2 separate regions of the Mus musculus genome follow, and region 1 is linked to region 2. A link is a loop called in an ENCODE intact Hi-C map of the cell type or tissue named here. Cell type or tissue: gastrocnemius. All regions are shown on one strand. Links, peaks and the distances in the headings refer to the core of each region. The heading gives the core; the rest is flanking DNA.

Region 1 (5,379 bases), core at 90-5,089, 79 kb before region 2:
CTTAGAATAACAGCTGAGTCACTCCCATATACAGGAATTTACAATGGCCTAGGGAGAAGAGGGATTATACAATAGACTAGAATTGGAACTATGGCAAGGGCATAAAGCCCTTGCCCCTGGCTTCTAAGAATAAACTGACCTGAGGTAGGGCTAATTTTAATCCCAGTTGTAAACACTGATTTTTATCCCAGTTGTAAACACTGCCTGGTTCCTGCTTGCTTTTATGTATATGTTTCTCTGTTTTTTTAAAAATATTTATTTATTTATTTATTTATTATATGTAAGTACACTGTAGCTGTCTTCAGACACACCAGAAGAGGGTGTCAGATCTCATTATGGGTGGTTGTGAGCCACCATGTGGTTGCTGGGATTTGAACTCTGGACCTTCAGAAGAATAGTCAGTGCTCTTGCCCATTGAGCCATCTCGCCAGCCCGGTTTCTGTTTTGTGTAAAGAATCGTTATGCATCAGATGACCTTAATGTGTCACCTAACTTCCTTGTTTTCTTCTGTAATATAAGTCTGATGCTTGCATTGAGAAGTTACACTCAGATCCAGCACTCCCTTGTGTTAGTGTCTGTCATTTAGCAGACTCTTTGGCCACCTGAGTACCCTGACCCTGGTTCTCCCTTGGGTTGAGGGACCAACTGAGTCTAGTCCATGGCATATAAGTAATGTGCTGGCTAATTTTAAGTCAACTTGACACAAGCTAGAGTCATCTTAGGGGAAGGAAATGCTTCTATAAGATCTCACTGTAGGGGCTGAGAGTTGGCTCAGTGATTAAGAGCACTGACTGGTCTTCTGAAGGTCCTGAGTTCAAATCCCAGCAACCACATGGTGGCTCACAACCATCTGAAATGGGGATTTGATGCCATCTTCTGGGGTGTCTGAAGACAGCTACAGTATACTTACATATAATAAATAAATTCATTAAAAAAAAACTCACTGTAGGCAAGCCTGTTGTGCACTTTTTAAATTAGGGATGTGAGAGGGCCTAGCTCATTATGGGTGCAGACACTCCTAGACTGGTGGCCCTGGATTCTATAAGAAAGCAGGCTGTGTAAAACATGAGTAAGCCTGTAAGCACACTCTTCTGTGCCTCTTCATCAGCTCCTGCCTCCAGGTTCCCACTCATTCTGAGCTCCTGCCTTGGCTTCCCTCAGTGGACTGTGTGACTCAGGACATGTAAGGGAAAAACTTCCCTCCCAAGTTTCATCACAGCAATAGTAACCCTAAGTAAGACAGGTAAGTAGCTTACTAAGTTTTAAGTTGAGAGAGAGAGAGAATGCAATCATTGCATTTTAACTATTATACTTGTACACAATAAAAATATTCTAATGAAACTTACTTTAGTTTTAATTTTATTTATTTATAAGATTTATTTATTTATTTATTTTACGTATGTGAGCACACTGTAGCTGTCTTCTGACACACCAGAAGACGGCATCAGGTCACATTATAGATGGTTGTGACCCATCAGGTGGTTGCTAAGAATTGAACTGGGACCTCTGGAAGAGCAATCAGTGCTCTTAACCTCTGAGCCATCTCTCCAGCCCCTGATTTAATTTTATTAAGAAATTGAGTTTGGGACTGGAGAGATGGCTCAGTAGTTAAGAGCATTGGCTATTCTTCCAGAGGTCATGAGTTCAATTTCCAGCAACCACATGGTGACTCATAACCATCTGTAATGGGATCCAATGCCCTTTTCTGGTTTGTCTGAAGACAGCTACATTGTACTTGTATGGGTGGGGGGGAGGAAGATCTTTAAAAAAGAGAAAGATACTGAATTCTGAGAGTTGGAGCAATAGCTGGGTAGTTAAGAGCACTGGCTGCTCTTCCAGAGGACCCAAGTTTAATTCCCCATACCCACATGATGGCTCATAACCATCTGTAACAGTCACAAAGACTCTGGTGTCCTTTATGACCTTGGTGTCATGGCACACACGCACTGCATAGACGTCTATACAGGTAAACCCCTGACACACACACACACACACACACACACACACACACACACACAAATTAGTAAAATAATTTTTAAAAGAAGAAATTGAGTTCTGTGTAGTTTTAAAAAATCTTTTAAATCCCATTACTAAAATATTACTTTCATTTGGTCCATTCTTATTTTTGAAAATTTTGACTGTGAATTTAAAAACAATTTTCATGCCAGACAGTGGTGGCACATGCCTTTAATCCCAGCACTGGGGAGGCAGAGGAAGGTGGATTTCTGAATTTGAGGCCAGCCTGGTCTACAGAGTGAGTTGCAGGACAGCCAGGGCTATACAAAAAAACCCTGTCTAGAAAAAAAAGAAAAAATATGGTTTCCTTTTTCTTTTCTTTTCTTTTCTTTTCTTTCCGTTTTGTTTTGTTTTGTTTTGTTTTGCTTTTTTTTCCAAGACAGTGTTCCTCTGTTTAACAGCCCTAGCTGTCCTGGACTGGCTTTGTAGACCAGGTTGGCCTTGGACTCACAGAGATTTGCCTGCCTCTGCCTCCTGAGTGCTGGAATTAAACACACCACTATATCCTGCTCTATCTTTTGTTTTTCTATTTAATGATAACTGGACTAGCTAAAGTTGTTTGAAGTTTTCTGGTACTGGAAAAGTAGATAACTAGATGTGCAACTATGTATAAGAAAACAGCATTAGAGATGCTGGGAAGCCAGGCATGTCTTTACTGCTAGCACTTGGGAACTTGAATCAAATAGGTGGATCTCTGAGTTTCAGGCCAGTCAGAGCTATGTAGAGATGTCCTGTCTCAACACCCATCCTACCCAGCAAAACAAGAAGTGCTGGGAGTGTGATTCTTTGAATCTGTCCTTTTTTTTTTTTTTTTTCCCGAGACAGGAATAGCCCTGGCTGTCCTGGAACTCACTTTGAAGACCAAATCTGTCCTCTTCTTGTATCAAGTCCAAGTGAGACAGCAGTCCCTGTCATGGGAGTTAGTTGTTACACCACAGCGGTTACACCTTAAATAGGGGCTGGAACACTCTCCATCCATCTCCACTACTGCAAGCAGAACAGTGGCCATTAGAGGGAGCCAGAGTACCAGGTTCAAGAACCGACCTACAAGTCTTGCCTTGTCTGTAGCTACTTAAGGTAGAATAAACCTGACATGGACACTGAACCAAAAGGGTCTAGAAGGCAAACAAACAGGTCAAATGGAAACATCAGAAAATCCAGAACAATCTCCAGGTTCATCACTCCTATCCCACAGGAAGAGAGTTGAGGGAAAACTCTTGCTAATTATGGTCAAAGTCTATCAGGGGTCCCTTTCTTTGACCTTGTCTGAGGAATTCAATCCCCCATCCCTCCATGTCTACCTGCAGAATATCTCCTAGCCTTAGTTAGATTATAGGTTCAACTTCCTTTCTCCTTCAGGACCCAAGATTCCTGAAATGCTTGAAAAGCTTTCCTTTGCCGATGAGGTATTTCAATACCCTAACCCATCCCGGATGTTACCACCCCAAGTTCCCAAAATTACATAAGCCTTGAATCATTCCAAGTAAAGTTGATCTGCCTCCCTGCAACTGGTCTTGGTGTGTTATTACCAAACATACTCACAGGGTTTCCGAACCCCTCAATTTCCTCCCCTGTGTAACCTTTGCCCTCGTGAACATACCAATGATCCTGAGGGCAGGGGGTTGAGAGGTCAGGAGAATAAGGCAGGGCAGGTCATCTTTAGATAAGGGGCAGAGAGGAAATAGTTTTGGAGGTGGCAGCCTCTGGGGAGAAGGGAAGAATTAGGTTTTGCTTTGCAGGGTAAGATTCACATCTAGGCCGGGCGTGGTGGCGCACGCCTTTAATCCCAGCACTCCGGAGGCAGAGGCAGGTGGATTTCTGAGTTCAAGGTCAGCCTGGTCGAGTCTTTTGTTTCTGTTTTTGTTCATATCCCCATTCCACCCCCCGAAACCATCAGACAGAATAAGTAAGCATCCAGTCACAAATTGGAGCCCCAATTCTGTCAATCACCCATACTATGGTGGTGAAGAGGTCAGCTCAGCTGCTAGAAAATTCCAATGGACTCCATTCCCCCCCCGCCCCCGCTTGGGTGGATGACATTTTTTGGACATTGGACAGACTGAAAGACAAGTTAATTATTCTTTCCCACCACACAGGTTCTGACCGTAAGGAAGAAAGAAGCACGGGAAGAAAGATCTGGACCTGTGAAACTTTTGGTCCTCCAAGACCCTTCAACAGCAGACCTAGTACTCCAAGACCCTCCTCCTCCAAATCTCCCTACCCTTGCCCCATGGCACCAGTTCTGGCATCCTCAGCCCATACGAGTCTGGGGTCATTGCACCCCCTCTTTACCGGAGGGAGGGATGGGAGGAGACCTGAGAGCCACCTCTCTTGATACCACGATGGCTCTCTCACTGAGGGCATATGGGCTTCGTATGGGCAATCAGGCTATGCAATATTGGCCCTTCTCTTTGGCTGACTTATACAACTTATACAACTGGAAAGCCCAACCACCCTCACCCTTTTTCCAAAGGGCCAGTTAATCTCTCTGAGATTGTTTTATTTATAATGCAGGAGGCCAGAAGCCAGAGACATGGGGGCACCATTGATTGACCAGGCTGTCATGGACAGTGGGCCTTCCCTGACTAGACTTGACTAGGACTTTAATATGGCAAAAGGCAAGGGGCACCCAAAGGTCTAACACCAGGCTACACTGGCAGGTCTCAAGGGGGCGGAATGACAACCCACAAATTTGAACGAAGTACGTGAGGTTAAGCAGAAACCAGATGAGTCACCCGCAGCCCTTCTAGGGCAGCTCATGAAGCCATTTACCCAATATACACCCCATGACCCCAGCAGCAAAGAGCATAAAGCTACTGTGACAGTGGCTTTTATAGACCAGGCTAGTAGAGATATCAGGAAAAATATTCAGAGGCTAGAAAGACAGGATAAGCCATTGAGGAATTTAGTGTAGGTTGCTGAGAAAGTTTACCATTACAGGGTAACAGAAAGAGAAGGAGCAGAGAAAGAGAAAGAAAGAAAAGTGACAGGGTAGGAATCTACAGAAAGTCTGGGCTACAGTAGTTAGGGAAAACAGAGAAGAGAGACTCCAACCAGAGAGAGACAGAAAATCCCTTAAAAATGACCAGTGCACATACTGCAAAGAGAGAGGCTGCTGGGCTCAAGAGTGCGCTAACAAACAGAAGCTGGGAGCAGGAAGTCCCAGGCCTTGGGAAAAGCACCCCCAAAAGGCAAAGGTCTTAGCCCTGGATAAAGACAGTGATTAGGGGAGACAGGGCTTGGACCCCCTCTCAAAAAACCCAGGGTAACTCTGGGAGTAGAGAGGAAACCCACTCAATCCTTGGTGGACACAGGGCTCAACACTTGGTCCTCCAAGCTGATGGCCATTTCCAAGAAGAGAGC
Region 2 (5,379 bases), core at 230-5,229:
TTACCTTACAGGAAGTAAGATGCCTGGAACGAAGTTATGCATCCAAACCCACTTTGAATGTAAGTAAAGTTTCAATTGCACCTTCAAGAATGTAAAGGTGTGTTGCCAGTAGAGACTCACATGTTGCTAGGCAAGGTGGCTCATGGCTTGAGGATCACCAACCCTATCACATCAAACAGAGCTGCATACAGTTTTTTGTCTTGAATATATTTGAAGATTAATGGGATTATACAGTGGCTCGGGAAAGCTGACAATTCACATACTAAGTTCTTATATTATCACAAAAGTGGTTCATTCAGTCTGTGAATAATTCCCTATAATACACTATGAAACAGTTTTCCTCCAAAACTTCCTTTATTATGAGGGGCCCACATTGCACTGTAGGTGGTGCAGTGCAGTGGACACGAGAGACTCGGCAAGAGAGGAACTGACTGCCTAGGGGTTAACCCAGAAGACCTTTGCTTCATTTCCTAGTTATGATCTCTGCCTTTGTTTATAGGTTCCCAAAGTGAGACCAAGTCTTCCATGCTTTTACTGCATCCAGTGCTTTTTGGAGACTGTAGGAACCAAACACAAGGAGAGTGTGTTTCATGGCATTGACGAGGACTTAGCACTTTTCATTTTGTAGTTAAGGAAATTATGGTTCTGGCTATGTTCTAGTTGGTGCTGTTCTTGTAGCACATACAGATGGCTTGCTAGCCCAGGACTTTGTTCTGTAGTAAAGGAGCTTTTGGTTAGTGTTGTTTATTTTTTAGTTTAATAGATTAATGGCTAAGAGCATTTGCAGCTCTTCTAGAGAACTTGTACTTAATTCCTAGTAATCAAGTTAGGTCGATCTTAACCACATGCACCTCTAATTCCAAGGGACCTGACACTCTCTTCTCCAAGCCCTGCCACCCCAAAACATTCACTTATACAGATAGATACTGTGTGTGTCTGTGTCTGTGTGAATGTATACATGCCTGGGGGGCGGGTTACACATGCTTCATGTGTAGAGGCCAGAATAAGGTGTCAGACCTCACGTAGTGGAGTCACAGGAGTTTGTGAGGCACCTGGCTTGTTACAGAGGTGCTGTGATTTTATTTCTGGTTCTCAGGTTAAAACAACATGCAGTCTTAAGTGTTGAGCTATTTCTTCAACCTCAATGTTGTTTATTGAAGCAGTTTTTTGTTTTTTATATTGTAAGGTTACCATTTATAAAAGTTTTTAAAACTTTATTACTGGGGCTGGAGAGATGGCCCAGCGGTTAAGAGCACTGACTGCTCTTCCTGAGGTCCTGAGTTCGATTCCCAGCAACCACATGGTGGCTCACAACCATCTGTAATGGGATCTGATGCCCTCTTCTGGTGTGTCTGAAGACTGCAACAGTGTCTTTGGGGAAAAAAAAAACTTTATTATTGCTGGATATAAATCTTTAACCCTAGCACTCAGGAGTTGGGTAATCTCTGATTTCATGGCTAGTCAGGTCTATGTAGGAAGTTCCACGTGGCCAGCGTTACGTGTAAAAAAAAAAAAGAAATCCCAGGCTGGTGAGATGGCTCAGTGGGTAAGAGCACCCAACTGGACTTCCGAAGGTCCAGAGTTCAAATCCCAGCAACCGCATGGTGGCTCACAACCATCTGTAATGGGATCTGATGCCCTCTTCTGGTGTGTCTGAAGACTGCAACAGTGTCTTTGGGGAAAAAAAAAACTTTATTATTGCTGGATATAAATCTTTAACCCTAGCACTCAGGAGTTGGGTAATCTCTGATTTCATGGCTAGTCAGGTCTATGTAGGAAGTTCCACGTGGCCAGCGTTACGTGTAAAAAAAAAAAAAATCCCAGGTTGGTGAGATGGCTCAGTGGGTAAGAGCACCCAACTGGACTTCCGAAGGTCCAGAGTTCAAATCCCAGCAACCGCATGGTGGCTCACAACCATCCGTAACGAGATCTGACTCCCTCTTCTGGTGTGTCTGAAGACAGCTACAGTGTACTTACATACAATAAATAAATAAATCTTTTAAAAAAAAGATTTATTTAAAAAAAAAATCCCTCCCAAAACAAACAGTTATTTGGGGCCTGTGTGTGTGCGTGTGCGTGTGCGTGTGTGTGTGCATGCGTGTGTGTGTGTGTGTGTGTGCGCATGTGTGTGTGCGTGTGTGTGTGTGCATGTGTGCGTGTGTGCATGCGTGTGTGTGTGCGTGTGTGCGTGTGTGTGTGTGTGTGTGTGTGCGTGTGTGTGCGTGTGTGTGTGCGCACTCTCAGTGTGTACATATACACATGGGACATTTCCCCTGGGATCAAGCTCAGGTTGTTCAGGGCTCATTGCAAACCTTTACCGCTAGGCCACCTTGACTGCCTGAGTTTTAAGGCAGACTGAGCAGACTGCCCGAGTTTAAGCCTTTGCTGTTAAACATCCCAGAAATTGCTGGGAAGGATTTTTATGTCTGCTTTAGAATTTGCCTTAGTTTCTTTCTTCACCTCCCTCTGTATCCCTGTTGTATCCACACCTGCTCCTCCCTGCCCCCTCCCAGCCTCTGTGGATTTGTGGATTGAACCCAGGGCCTTGTGCTCGCCTGACAAGCACTCTATCACTGAGCCACACTCTTGTCCTGTCTTTCCGTTGTGCCTTAAATTGTGGTGTGTCATGGTGTTTTCCAGCTGCTAAATAACTATTCATAAGTTGTCTGGGTATGAATGTTTATTAAATGAAAGAGAATTTGAGTATGCCTATGCTAATTTTTACCTTTTTCTGTCTTGCCAGGAAGTGGTTATAGTAAGTGCTATAAGAACTCCCATTGGATCCTTCCTGGGCAGCCTTGCCTCTCAGCCGGCCACTAAACTTGGTACTGCTGCAATTCAGGGAGCCATTGAGAAGGCAGGTCAGTGGTTGAACTGTTTTGGTATTGAGGGGACAAATGATGGGTGACACATACTTATTTTACATTTGCTGACTATATTCCTCTTAGAAATGACATGATTCTTCCATATCTAAATGCCTTGTCATAGGTACACAGGAAGGAATCCAAAACTAACAGGAAAAAGAAACCATTCCTGTCTTGTGTCATGGAATTTGCTTGGTAATCTTGATTATATAAATTGAAGGCTGGGGCTGGATAGCTCACTCAGTGGTTAAGGGCACTCGCTGCTCTTCAGAGGGCTTGGTTCAGTTTCCACATGGCAGCTCACAGCTGTCCAGAACTTCAGTTCCAGGCGAGTCGATGCCCTCTTCTGGCCACTTTAGGCACTGCATGCACATAACAGACACAGGCAAAACACCTGCAACATACAAAATAAAAGCAAATAAAATCTTAAAAAGGAAAGAAAAATGGGTTGAATAAATCCAGGACAGTCCTTTTTTGCTGTTTTTAAAAGGGATTCCAAAAGAAGAAGTGAAGGAAGTCTACATGGGCAATGTCATCCAAGGGGGTGAAGGACAGGCCCCTACCAGGCAAGCAACACTGGGCGCAGGTATGAAAACACACATTTGCTTTTATACTTAGTATGCATTAAAGTGTCAAGACCAGCTAAAGTATTAAATGCACAGCTCTTATAGAAATGAAATTTGCAAATTATAGTTACAAGCTCTATTTTAATTTTACAGTTGTTTTTGAAAACTGTTTCTACTTTTCAAAAATCTGATTTATGTTGGCTTTAGGTTTACCTATTTCCACTCCATGCACCACAGTAAACAAGGTTTGTGCTTCAGGAATGAAAGCCATCATGATGGCCTCTCAAAGTCTTATGTGTGGACATCAGGTAAGAAACCCCTTGTTTTATCTGTTACTTGGAAAAACTCTAAATTCTAGAAAATACTAAAATATCTAAGCACATTTATATTGTAGTGGTGAGATTCATTCTTTATTCCCTTTGTATGTGTGTGAATGTTTTACCTGTATGTATTTGGGCGTCACATGTATGCCTGGGGTTCAGCGGCCGGAAGAGGGCACTGGCTCCCCTGGAACAGGAGTTACAGTTATGACTCACCACGTGGGAGCAGAAAATCAACCTTGGGTCCCAGGAGAGAGCAACACGTGCTCCTAATGGCTGGGCCACATTTCTAACCCCCACCTCCTTTTAAAAAGTATTTATTTTATGAGTACTTGCCTTGCATGTGTGTATGTGCCGCACATGCTTGCCTAGTGCACACGGAGGTCAGAAAGGACATTAGATATCTTGTTGAATGGTTCTGAACCACCATCTGGATGCTGTGGGTTGAACCTGGGTCCTTGGGAGAGCATCAAGTGTTCTCATTGACTATCTGTCCAGATTGTGTTGTTTTTGGTTTTGTTTGTTTGTTTGAGACATCTCTGTTTTAAGGCTTTCTGTTTAGCTTTGGCTGCCCTAGAACTTGCTCAGTAGACTAGGTTGGCCTGGGACTCCCAGAGATCCACCTGCCTCTGCCTTCCACCAAGTGCTGGGATTTTAAAAGGCATGTACCACCACAGCCTGGGCCCTCTGATTTTTTTAAATGTTTATTTTCATTTATGTGTGTGTGCTTGTGTAAACAAATGCCACTTGTGGACATGTCCTGTGTCGACCAGGAGAGATGGTGGCTCCCCTGGAGCTAGAGTTCCAGGTGGCTGTGAGCTGTCTGACGTGGATGCTTGAACTGAGCTCTAGCCCTGAGATTCTTTTCCATGAAGCACGTGCCGGATTTTAGCATTTATGAGATAGAGCAGGAGAATGCAAGTTTGAGGCCTGTTGGTTAAATCTTCTCTTTACCTAAGAGTGAGGGAGAGGCCGCTCAGGGACTACACTGTGACACTCAGAGCCTGTTTTCTGCTGATGTCTGGATTTAAGAACTAACACTTCATCAGTTTTAAGATGGAAGGATACTGAAACAGCCACAGATACAAAGTTACAGGGCAGGGGTGAGAAAGACAGAGGTCTTCATTAGATCCTCTTCATTCCTGGGTGTTGTACCTACTGTGTATCACAACCAAACCAAGAGTAAGTGTGGTGTGCTCACATCACTTCTCACAACACACTTATGGGCTGGAGAGAGACTGGCTGTTCCCCCAGCACCCCTGTGTAGCTCACCACCATCTCTACTACAGTTCCAGGGTCGTAGAGGCCCTCTTCTAGCCTCTGTGGGGATTAGGCCACATGTGTACACAGTAAGTACATGGTACACAGACACACATGCAGGCAAAACACTCATGCACATAACATACAGAAAATGGAAACAGGAAAAAAAACCCCCATGCTTTTATGTTGGAAGTTGTCAATTGTTTTCCAAACTTACCAGCTCCACCTTCCAAAGTTAGGTGCAGTCAAATTGTCCAAGTCTTATCGTTTTTTGTTTGTTTGATTTGTGTTTTCTGAGACAGTGTCTCATGTAGCCCAGGATGATTTCAAACCCTCTGTGTAGCTGACAATGCCATTGAACTCCTGAGA

What was found. Hi-C counts contacts between places; a loop is a spot of excess contacts. Peaks named below come from ENCODE experiments on the same cell type or tissue, not always from the same donor. Only the 100,000 strongest peaks of a DNase experiment are listed, where the experiment ranks them.
Region 1: it touches region 2 in a loop (2.7-fold over the local background); 15 of 42 quality-filtered maps call a loop at or near these places.

Annotation. Positions count from the first base shown.
Region 1 is chr9:53,671,419-53,676,797 of GRCm38, reverse strand. All of the region lies in intron 1 of Gm16124 (predicted gene 16124), which reads right to left. Among named protein-coding and RNA genes, the nearest start is that of Cul5, 6.6 kb to the right of the region's middle. In gastrocnemius, for the core only: a CTCF peak has its summit at 3,016 (motif pointing right); a DNase peak (open chromatin) is centred at 3,025; H3K27ac peaks cover 1,157 bases.
Region 2 is chr9:53,592,765-53,598,143 of GRCm38, reverse strand. Acat1 (acetyl-Coenzyme A acetyltransferase 1) reads left to right here. Exons shown (of 12, transcript NM_144784.3): 2 at 12-59; 3 at 2,744-2,861; 4 at 3,355-3,450; 5 at 3,638-3,738. Among named protein-coding and RNA genes, the nearest start is that of Acat1, 15 kb to the left of the region's middle. In gastrocnemius, for the core only: a CTCF peak has its summit at 3,220 (motif pointing left); a DNase peak (open chromatin) is centred at 3,201; H3K27ac peaks cover 368 bases.